Regions from separate parts of the Homo sapiens genome. Here region 2 is linked to region 1. The links are chromatin loops, found by intact Hi-C in ENCODE. Cell type or tissue: B cell. All regions are shown on one strand. Each heading gives the region's core, and the rest is flanking DNA. Links, peaks and the distances in the headings are about the cores only. Region 1 overlaps ATM (ATM serine/threonine kinase). Region 2 overlaps NPAT (nuclear protein, coactivator of histone transcription).

Region 1 (5,386 bases), core at 83-5,082:
GCGCTTTAGTTAAGTTAGACAGGTAGGAAGAAGCAAAATTATGCAGCACTTTCAAGGCCTAGAAGAGGAATCCTCATTTTCTATTAGTTGTGCTAGTGAGAATGTAGAGAAACTGGAACCCTTGTGGGCTGCTGGTGAGAATGTAAAATGGCGTAGCTCCTGTGTAAAACAGGATGTTGGTTCCTTAAAAAATTAAATATAGAATTACCACATGATCTAGCAATTCTACTTCTGGGTATATAATCAAAAGACTGAAAGCAGGAAACTCAGGAGATGTATACTCATGTTCACGGCAGCATTATTCACAATAATCAGAAGGTAGAAACAACCCATGTCCACCAATGGACGAATGAATTAACAAAATGTGGCATATACACAGAACAGAATAGTGTTCAGTTTTTAATAAGGGTGAAATTCTGACAAAAGCTGTAACACTGATGAGCCTCAAAGACATTTTGGTAAGTGTAATAAGCAGGTTGCAAAAGGACAAATACTTATAGGAGTCCTCTACTTCAGGCTGCTATAACAAAGTATTATAGGTTAGGTGGCTTAGAAACCACAGAAATTTATTTCTCTCAATTTTGGAGGCTGAAAGCAGCTCAGGTGCCAGCATTGTGGGTTTCTGGTGAGGGCCCTCTTTGGGGCTGCAGACTACTGACTTTGAACTGTATCTTCACATGGCAGAAAGACAGCAAGTTAGCTCTCTGGCCTCTTTTCATAAGGGCATTAATCCCATCCATGAAGGCTGGACCCACAGGACCTAATTACCTCCTAAATCCCACACCTCCAAATACCATCCCTTTGGGAGTTAGATTTCAACATAATTGGTGGGACACAACATTCAATCCATAAAAATGAAGTACCCCAAATAGCCAAATTCATAGAGAGAGAAAGTAGAATGGTAGCTGCCAGGGGATAGGGGAGGGGAAAATGGTAAATCATTGTTTACTGAGTATAGAAAAAAAAGTTCTGGAGATGGATGGTGGAGATGATTACACAACAATATGAATGCACTTAATACTACACAACTGTACACTTAAAAAAGTTAAAATTATAAATGTTATATATATTTTACCACAATAAATCACACTGGAGGTCCTAGCCAATGTAATAAAGCACAAAAATAAAATAAAAGCCACATGGCTCAGAAAGAAAGAAAAAAAAATTACTGCTTACAGAAGACATGTTTGTCTACAAAGAAAATCCAAAAGAACATTCAAAGAAAGCTACTAGATTTAGTAAGTGATTTTAGCAAGGTCCCAAAATACAAGGTCACTATACAAAAATTAACTGGACTTCTGTATAATTTTTGTGCATTGAACAATTTGAAAATCAAAATGTTAAAAACAATGCAATTACAAACTACTGCAGTATAAATCTAACAAAACATATACAAAATCTTTATGTTTATACAATTATAAATAAATGTCAATTTGCAGCTGGGCATGTTGGCTCATGCCTATAATCCCAACACTTTGGGAGGTCAAGGGAAGGGTATCACTTGAGCCCAGGAGTTTGAGACCAGCCTAGGCAACACAGTGAGATCCTGTCTCTATTTTTTTTAATATATAAAATTAAAGAAAAAAAATTGTCAATTTACAACAAAAAATCTATATGCTGACAATTATAAAACACTAATGAAAGAAATCAAAAAAGACAAGTGGCCAGACGCGGTGGCTCAAGTCTATAAACCCAGCACTTTGGGAGGCTGAGGCAGGTGGATCACCTGAGGTCAGGAATTCGAGACCAGCCTGGCCAACATGAGGAAACCCTGTCTCTACTAAAAATACAAAAATTAGCTGGGTGTGGTGGCACATGCCTGTAATCCCAGCTACTCAGGAGGCTGAGGCAGGAGAATCGCTTGAACCTAGGAGGTGGAGGTTGCAGTGAGGTGAGATCGTGCCACTGCACTCCAGCCTGGGCAACAGAGGGAGACTCTGTCTCAAAAAAACAAACAAAGAAGCAAAAAAAAAAAAAAAAAAAAAAAAACCTAAGTAAATGGAGAGATATACAGTGTTCATGGATTGGAAAACTCCACATTGTTAAGATTTCTATTCTTCTCAAATTGTGCAACAGATTCAATGCAATTAGTATCAAAATCCCAGCAAGATCTTTTGTAGAAATCAGTAAGCTGATTCCAAAATTTATATGCAAATGCTGACTCAATCTTAGGCCATTCTTCTCATCTCACACTAAACTCTATATACAAATCTCATCCATAGTCATGGCTTCAGTCACCACCTGTACCAAATATATATTTTGAGCACAGACTTCGCTTCTTCCACAGAGTCCTCATCTAAGCAAGTTTTAAAAGGAAGCTAAGTAAAAAAATACTTTGACAAAAAAGCTAATTATAAGAAGTAACATCCGGGAAGAAGTGGCAAAGGTTAGCTTAAATAAAAAGAAAAAAGAAAAAAAAAGAAGTAAGAGTAGTTAGTTTAAAAATAAAAAGGGGGTTTCAGAGAACAAACTAGATGACAGAATATAGTAAGCAGACTAGGGGAAAGACTGCCTTTGTTTCAGTGACAGCCATGGTTGTAAGTGATAATGTAAAATGACCTAAATATGACCAGCCATACTGGGGAAAGATCTGGTTAGGTAACCTAGATATCACCAGCCTATTCCCAAAGGCTGTCTCTAGGCTTGTTGAGGGCCCTGTTACAGACACAGCCTATCTTGTGTTCAGAGTAACGTAAAGGCTACAAATGACTCCTAAGAAATTAGCTGAGAAGGCATTTATTCTCAGGGGAACAGTAGAGTGTAATGCAGGAGTGAGGGTACTGATTAGGTAGTAGTTTTGTGGTTCACATGTATCTCATTTTGAAATAATAAAATGGCAATAAAGAATATGGACAAATGTCTTTTAATTTAGCTAGCAAAATTTAGCTTAAATACTTTCCATGAAAAAAAAAAGCTTCTAAACTTTTAGAGTTCGTGTATTAGAAGACTTTGACACCTGACTTAAAATCATCTTGTTAATGTCAAATCCTACTTTCACTTATTCTCAAACCCAGAAATGCTCCATCTTTGAAACCAACAAACTGAAGTATTTCAATCTCTGACCATAACTTCCTTCCTTTGTGGTCTCTCAGTACCTCCCAGCTATAAACAGGAAACAACACCAGATTCCTCCCTAGCACACACTCTACACATCTAATGAATCACTGGGTTCTGTACATTGTCTTCTAATGCATTCTATTCTAATATATTTGATTTCCATTACCTTAGAAGTAGCGTGCTAACTGCCTCATCCAATGGATACTTTTGTGTCTTATCCTTTCTACAACACTTAAAATGTTGGCCACGCCCCTTTGAACTTTCAACTCTCTTGCTTTCACTTTTTTTTTTTTTTTTAAATGGAAACAGGGTCTCACTCTGTCATGGAGGCCGGAGTGCAGTGTGATCACAGCTCACTGCAGCCTTAACCTCCAGGGCTCAGGTGATCCTCCTGCCTCAGCCTCCCAAGTAACTGGGACTACAAGCAAGAGCCATTACCTCCGCTATTTTTTTAAAGACAGAGTTTCACCATGTTGCCCAGGCTGGTCTTGAACTCCTGAGCTCAAGCAATCCACCGGCCTTGGCCTCCCAAAGTGCTAGGATTACAGGCGTGAGCCACTGCACCCTGCCTGCTTTCACTTTTATGGTACTTCCCTCTCTTGGTTTTCTCCCTTTCTACTTAAATCATGGTTGAGTTTAGGTGTCATTGTTTTGTATACCTACTGAACCCAAATATGTCTGTATCACAGCACATTATGAACTCTGGTTTACTTGGGTTTTCTTCTGCCACTGTCAACTCCTTGACGATGGAGATGGTATTTTTCAACTGTAATTCCGGCTCTGATATCAGGCACCTGATATATTATTCATGACTTTATTCAAAAGCTACATAATAAATAAAAATTAAGGGTCAGTTCGATAACCATATAATTTTACTAAAGTACTGTTAAACTGTCAGGTCACTTGGGGGATATAGACAGATACAGACAGAGTGCTTTCTTTGGTGAAGTTTCATTTCATGAGGAAAAATTCACAAACAACAACCTTCAAAACATACCTAACCACTGTTGCTGAGATATTTCACACCAGTATTTTCTCACAGAAAGAATGTCTTTGAGTAGTATGTTGCTACAATCAGCTCCGTAAATAGCACCATTAGATGAATCTTTCACTGTATCCATGATATAATTTAAGAGTTCTTGACATTTTAGCCTAGGTGCTCCTATTTCAAAATAAACAAATAAAGAAAAACATAAATTTGAACAAAAATAAGACACTTGGAATGGCAACTATTTAAATAATTCCATTTGGGAAATTACTATTAACTAAACTTCTTTTGTAGAGAAGAAATTGGCAAATTATGGCCCCAAGCAAAATTCATTTTTTTTTTCTTTGCAAATAACATTTTATTGGAACATAGTCACAACCATTCATTTACTTATTGTTTATGGCTGCTTTTGTAATTAAGACAGAGGTGACCACATGGCCTATAAAGTCAAGAACATTTACTATCTGGCCTCTTTACACAGTAAGTTTGCCAACGCCTCTTTTATAGGAATATATAGCAAAAACAATCATTCTTTTTTTTTTTTTTTTGAGATGGAATCTTGGTCTGTCACCCAGGCTGGAGTGCAGTGGCACAAACTCAGCACACTGCAGCCTCCACCTCCTGGGTTCAAGTAATTCTCCCACCTCAGCCTCCAAGTAGCTGAGACTAGAGGCGTGCACCACCACACCCTGCTAATTTTTCTACTTTTAGTAGAGACAGGGTTTCACCATGTTGACCAGGCTGGTCTTGAACTCCTGACCTCAAGTGATCTGCTCATCTCGAAAAGCAATCATTCTTAAACAATTATAACCTTAATAATTCACAATTTCTGGTGTTAGACCAAAAATGATCCCAAGTTTTTTGGCACTCTTTATGAAGAATGAATTTATTAGAATAACATAAGATTACAAGGAGAATATTTACCTTGGAAAGCAAAATTAGTTCTAAGTCCTATAATAGCATTTATGGCATACAAACACCTCAGGTTGTAATTTTTTTTTTTAAGACAGGGTCTCGCTCTATCACCCAGGCTGGTGTGCAGTGGCATGATCACACCCAACAGCAGCCTCAACCTCTCAGGCTCAAGGGATCCTCCCACCTTAGCCTCCTGAGCAACTGGGACTATAGATGTTGTGCCACCATGCCCAGCTAATTTTTTAAATTTTTCATAGAGACAGAATCTCTCACAATGTTCCCCAGGCTGGTCTTGAACTCCTGAGCTCAAGGGATTCTCCTGTCTTGGCCTCCCAAAGTGCTGAGACTATAGGTATGAGCCACTGTGCTTGACCCCTGTACCTGTGTCATTTTTAACAGCATGTTATTTACTTACTAGAGATTCTG
Region 2 (5,386 bases), core at 94-5,093, 76 kb after region 1:
CTCTTCTGTTCCTCCTTCAAACTATTCCAGTCTTGCACAACACGTCTCAAATCTAGTCCTGCTCCTCCTCACTCTTAGCTAGTGGTTTTATTTTCCATCTTACCAGTATTAAACTTCACTTTCTGATCATCACTTTCATTCAGTACATAACCTATTCTGCTTCCAAAATCATCCTTCTTTCTTAAAGAAATAACTGTCCTTCATTCTTTCTAAGGTTAATGCAGTCTACATGTGCTCCAGTTTCTTATCTTCTATATATGTTTCAACTTTTCCTGTTTGGCTTCTCTCCCTGGCTATAAACATAGGTTTGTCCCACCTGCTGACTTTTTATGTTAATCTCTTAACCTCTCTTAATCTTCCATTTCTTCATTCAAATTACTGTCTTTTCTCATGCATCTACTGAAACTGTCTACACTAGAGTCACCAGTGGCCTCCTAATATTGCATTATGCATTGAAACTTTTCCATTCTTACCTTACTTTGCTTTCTCTATAACTGTTGATACTATGGTGGCTTCTGGAGCCATAACTAAACTATTCTCCACCCTTGCTAATTTTGTGTAACTCAAGGCCTTCAAACTACATATTTCTCACCTCTCTTCCTCAAAGACTTCTTCTGCCTAGTGTTTTTCCCCTTGGTTAATGTCACAATTTATTTTTTTCCTTTACTTTTGGAAATGTACATGCCCATTATTGTCTCTCAGACCCTCATCATCTCTTACCTGGAATATAGCCATCTACATAGAGTTTCTACTTCCAGTTTTCTGTCTTCTCAGTTCCATCTTCCACATTATTGCCAGATCTTCCAAAGACATAAACCTATTCATGCATCTTCCCTATTTAACACCCTTAAAGGGGCCGGGCATGGTGGCTCACTCCTGTAATCCCAGCACTTTGGGAAGCCGAGGAGGGTAGATCACCTGAGGTCAAGAGTTTTGAGACTGGCCTGGCTGACGTAGTGAAACCCCTTCTCTACTAAAAATACAAAAATTAGCCAGGCGTGGCAGCGTGCACCTGTAATCCCAGCTACTCGGGAGGCTGAGGCACTAGAATTGCTTGAACCCAGGAGGTGGAGGTTGCAGTGAGCCAAGATCATGCCATTGCACTCCAGCCTGGGCAATAGAGCGAGACTCCGTCTCAAAAATAAATAAATAAATAAATAAATAAATAAATAAATCTCTTAAAGGATTGCCTCTGAAACCTTTTGCATAATATGTAAGTTTCTTCATAATCTCATCTTTGCTCTTCTTTCTAGTTTTGATATCTTGCTGCTCTCCCACATAAATGCTGAAGCTCGTGGAAATTAAAATATGGCTATTAGAACTCCAGAGCATGTGCTCTGAGTGACATAGGCTTGTAAACATGATAGGTACCGGGACAGAATTTTAAAATAGATATAATCTGTTGTTTTCTTTAAGTGACTACCTGGATGTAAGTAGTACATTATGTGCTATATTGAGCATTGTAATTTGTAGATCCAAAGACTGGATTTATAATATTTGCCTGAACCGGGCGCGGTGGTTCACGCCTATAATCCAGCCTTTTGGGAGGCCCAGGTGGGCAGATCACTTGAGGCCAGGAGTTTGAAACTAGCCTGGCCAACATGGCGAAACCCCATCTCTACTAAAAATACAAAAAATTAGCTGAGCATGGTTGGGGGCGCCTGTAATCCCAGCTACTCGGGAGGCTGAGGCAGGAGAATTGCTTGAACCTAGGAGGCAGAGGTTGCAGTGAGCCGAGATCATGCCACTGCGCTCCAGCCTGGGTGATAGAGCATGACTCTGTCTCAGAAAAACAGACAAACATAATATTTGCCTGAAGTTGATGCATGTCATTTATTCCATATCTGGATTTCCTCTGTAGCAGTGGGGAAATAGCCATCTTGTACTTATTTCAAAGCTGCTTTTTAAAAGCTGCTTTGTCAACGTGTTCTATTTGTGTGTACATTAGCTACCATTTAAAATTTTTTCTCATGATATGTGATAATTGTCATCTGTTCTATCCTCTTTCAGAGGAGTATATTCTTTTTCTCAGGAATGTTCATTTATAATTTCAGGAAAACAAGTAAATAATTTGGTGGATTCGTCAGGTCATTCAGTTGGATGTCATGCACAAAAGTGAGTATAAAGTAGTTTCTATCATAGATTGTTTGAATGCTCAGATTTAAAACATAAAGGATTTCTTTATGCTGCTAGAAATAGTTTTGTTTTGTTTTGTTTTAGAACTGAAGTTTCTGACAAAAGTATTGCCACAGATCTTGGGAAAAAATCAGAAGAAACCACAGTTCCCTTCCCAGAAGAGAGTATAGTTCCAGCTGCTAAACCATGCCACAGACGTGTACTCTGTTTCGACAGCACTACTGCTCCTGTGGCAAATACGCAGGGGCCAAACCATAAGATGGTGTCCCAAAACAAAGAAAGGAATGCAGTCTCTTTTCCTAATCTTGACTCACCCAATGTGTCCTCCACCTTAAAACCCCCTTCTAATAATGCTATCAAAAGAGAGAAAGAGAAGCCTCCTCTGCCTAAGATTTTATCTAAATCGGAAAGTGCCATTAGCCGGCATACCACCATAAGAGAAACTCAATCAGAAAAGAAAGTTTCACCAACAGAAATTGTGCTTGAATCTTTCCATAAAGCAACAGCTAATAAGGAGAATGAATTATGCAGCGATGTAGAAAGACAGAAAAATCCAGAAAATTCAAAACTATCTATTGGGCAGCAAAATGGGGGTTTGCGAAGTGAGAAATCTATAGCTTCACTGCAAGAAATGACCAAAAAACAAGGCACATCTTCAAACAATAAAAATGTACTTTCAGTAGGTACAGCTGTGAAGGATCTAAAACAAGAACAAACTAAATCCGCCAGTTCTTTGATTACCACAGAAATGTTACAGGATATACAGAGGCACAGCTCAGTAAGTAGGCTTGCTGATAGTAGTGATTTACCTGTGCCCCGGACACCTGGCTCAGGGGCAGGGGAAAAACATAAAGAAGAACCTATAGATATTATCAAGGCCCCCTCTAGTAGGCGTTTCAGTGAAGACAGTAGTACATCAAAAGTAATGGTCCCTCCTGTCACCCCAGACTTGCCTGCCTGCAGCCCTGCCAGTGAAACAGGAAGTGAAAACAGTGTAAATATGGCTGCCCACACATTAATGATTCTCTCCAGGGCAGCCATTTCTAGGACTACTTCAGCAACTCCTCTGAAAGATAACACACAACAGTTTAGAGCATCTTCAAGGAGCACCACAAAAAAGCGGAAAATTGAGGAATTAGATGAACGTGAGCGAAACTCTCGTCCTTCTAGTAAAAATCTTACAAATTCATCAATACCAATGAAAAAGAAGAAAATTAAGGCAAGTTTGAAAGTTTTAATTTCAAAACCACACCTTTTTTTTCCGCTTTAGTGATTAGCGAATTCAGCAGTTCTTGCCACAACAACTTGACTGAACGTTATGGCTAAGACAGCTTTTAGTTTTCATTGACAAAATACATAACCATGATCACAGGACCAATAAGCAGTAGATGCAGGATTCAAACTCAGACTTGTAGGGCAACAAAGCAGTCCAGCAGTGTTAGTGTAGTACGCACAAGGTGTCTAGGTGAAACAGCATTTTCAGGAAAAACTGCTGAGGCATTTGTTTATAAACATCTTTCCGGGGGAAAAGAAAAAGTTTTTCTTTCTTTCTTGGTAGAACTCAAGTTTTTTCATGAGCGTGACATAGTCATGAAAGATTGGGAAACAATATTAAACACTATTGTGTAGAACTACCAAGTAATAAATGACTTTGTTCTTAGATGTTCAGTTTTTTTTTTCCCCCACGTCTTGTAATCTCTTCCATAGGCCCTTAAAAATGTTAGCATATTAGAGCAGTGGAAAAATCAAATTTACGTATGTTTTTCCATTTTTTTGAGAGAGGGTTTCACTCTCGTTGCCCAGGCTGGAGTGCAATGGTACGATCTTGGCTCACTGCAGCCTCCGCCTTCCAGGCTGAAGTGATTCTCCTACCTCAGCTTCCCAAGTAGCTGGGACTACAGGCATGCGCCACTGCATCTGGCTAATATTTTTTCCTTTTTTTTTTTTTTTTGAGACAGAGTCTTGCGCTGTTACCCACTAGAGTACGGTGGCGTGATCTTGCCTCACTGCAACTTCCGCCTCCTGAGTTCAAGCAATTCCCTGCCTCAGCCCCCTGAGTAGCTGGGATTACAGGTGTCTGCCACCACACCCAGCTAATTTTTGTATGTTTAGTAGAGATGGGGTTTCACCGTGTTGGCCAGGCTAGTCTTGAACTCCTGACCTTGTGATCCACCCACCTCGGACTCCCAGAATGCTGGGATTACAGGCATGAGCCACCACGCCTGGTCATTTTTTCTGGTTTTTTTTTTTTATAGAGACAGTCTTTTGCCATGTTGCCCAGGCTGGTCTTGAAGTCCTGAGCTCAAGTGATCTGCGCACCTTGGCCTCCCAAAGTGCTGGGATTACAAGCATGAGCCACTGCGCCTGGCCTTATGTTTTTTATTTAAGCATGGTTGTCTCTAGGAAGGCAGTGCAGGGATAGCATTGATAAATGAAATCCATTTATTTTCGATTTGGTTAGCTGTTTAGTAAGTGGATTGAATAGAAAGAAAGTGCTTAAAATATCATAGAGGAAGTATGGTATCAGGGAAATAATTTAGGCTTTGTTGCCCTACAAGTCTGGGTTTGAATCCTGCATCTACTGCTTATTGGTCCTGTGATCATGGTTAAGTCTGTAGCCTTTCTGAGTCTCAGCCTCATCACTTGACATGATATTACCAGGTATCTTAGGTTGTGAAGTCTAAATGTAGTATACATAAAGTATCTAGTGTATATTAAGTTTTGGAACTGATAAGTACCTGTAACCCTAAACATCTGTTAGTAAAGCTTTCTAAGCAGTAATAACCACCTAACATAGAAAGCATGTTCTATCTTGTCTCATTCAACATTCAGACACTCTGGATTTGTATCATGTCTTTTGCCATAAACTAACATTCAGGTGCCATTGAAGTATATTTAAGTAACTTTGGGTTTATAAAACTTGTCTCTACTTCTCTATAGAAGTAAAATTCTAATAGACTAAAAAAGTTTGACAATTTTAGTAGTATGTGAAAGAACCCAATATACTGTTTTAGGTGACTTACTAAGAAAGCATTTTGGCCTTGTTTTGAGTTTATTTTTTCTTTCTCTTTTTCAACAGAAAAAGAAGCTTCCCAGTTCATTTCCAGCAGGAATGGATGTAGACAAATTTTTGTTATCATTGCATTATGATGAGTAAACATTCTGGACACATAAGAACAGTAGGTGTTAAAAACTCATATCCCTTAAACTGAGTGTAGGGAATGGGATATTGACAGAATCTGAAAGCATG

Evidence for each region. Hi-C counts contacts between places; a loop is a spot of excess contacts. Peaks named below come from ENCODE experiments on the same cell type or tissue, not always from the same donor. Only the 100,000 strongest peaks of a DNase experiment are listed, where the experiment ranks them.
Region 2: it touches region 1 in a loop (3-fold over the local background); 5 of 110 quality-filtered maps call a loop at or near these places.

The regions. Positions count from the first base shown.
Region 1 is chr11:108,234,503-108,239,888 of GRCh38, reverse strand. It overlaps ATM (ATM serine/threonine kinase), which reads right to left. Exons shown (of 63, transcript NM_000051.4): 5 at 4,055-4,219. Among named protein-coding and RNA genes, the nearest start is that of ATM, 14 kb to the right of the region's middle. RefSeq lists silencers at 2,520-2,720, 3,040-3,240. In B cell, for the core only: no CTCF peak of the experiment used is centred there; DNase peaks (open chromatin) are centred at 2,608, 3,098 and 3,638; H3K4me3 peaks cover 1,572 bases; H3K27ac peaks cover 3,180 bases.
Region 2 is chr11:108,158,849-108,164,234 of GRCh38, reverse strand. It overlaps NPAT (nuclear protein, coactivator of histone transcription), which reads left to right. Exons shown (of 18, transcript NM_002519.3): 16 at 2,055-2,115; 17 at 2,221-3,355; 18 at 5,216-5,386. The coding sequence ends at 5,293. Among named protein-coding and RNA genes, the nearest start is that of ACAT1, 40 kb to the right of the region's middle. In B cell, for the core only: no CTCF peak of the experiment used is centred there; a DNase peak (open chromatin) is centred at 3,094; H3K27ac peaks cover 1,619 bases.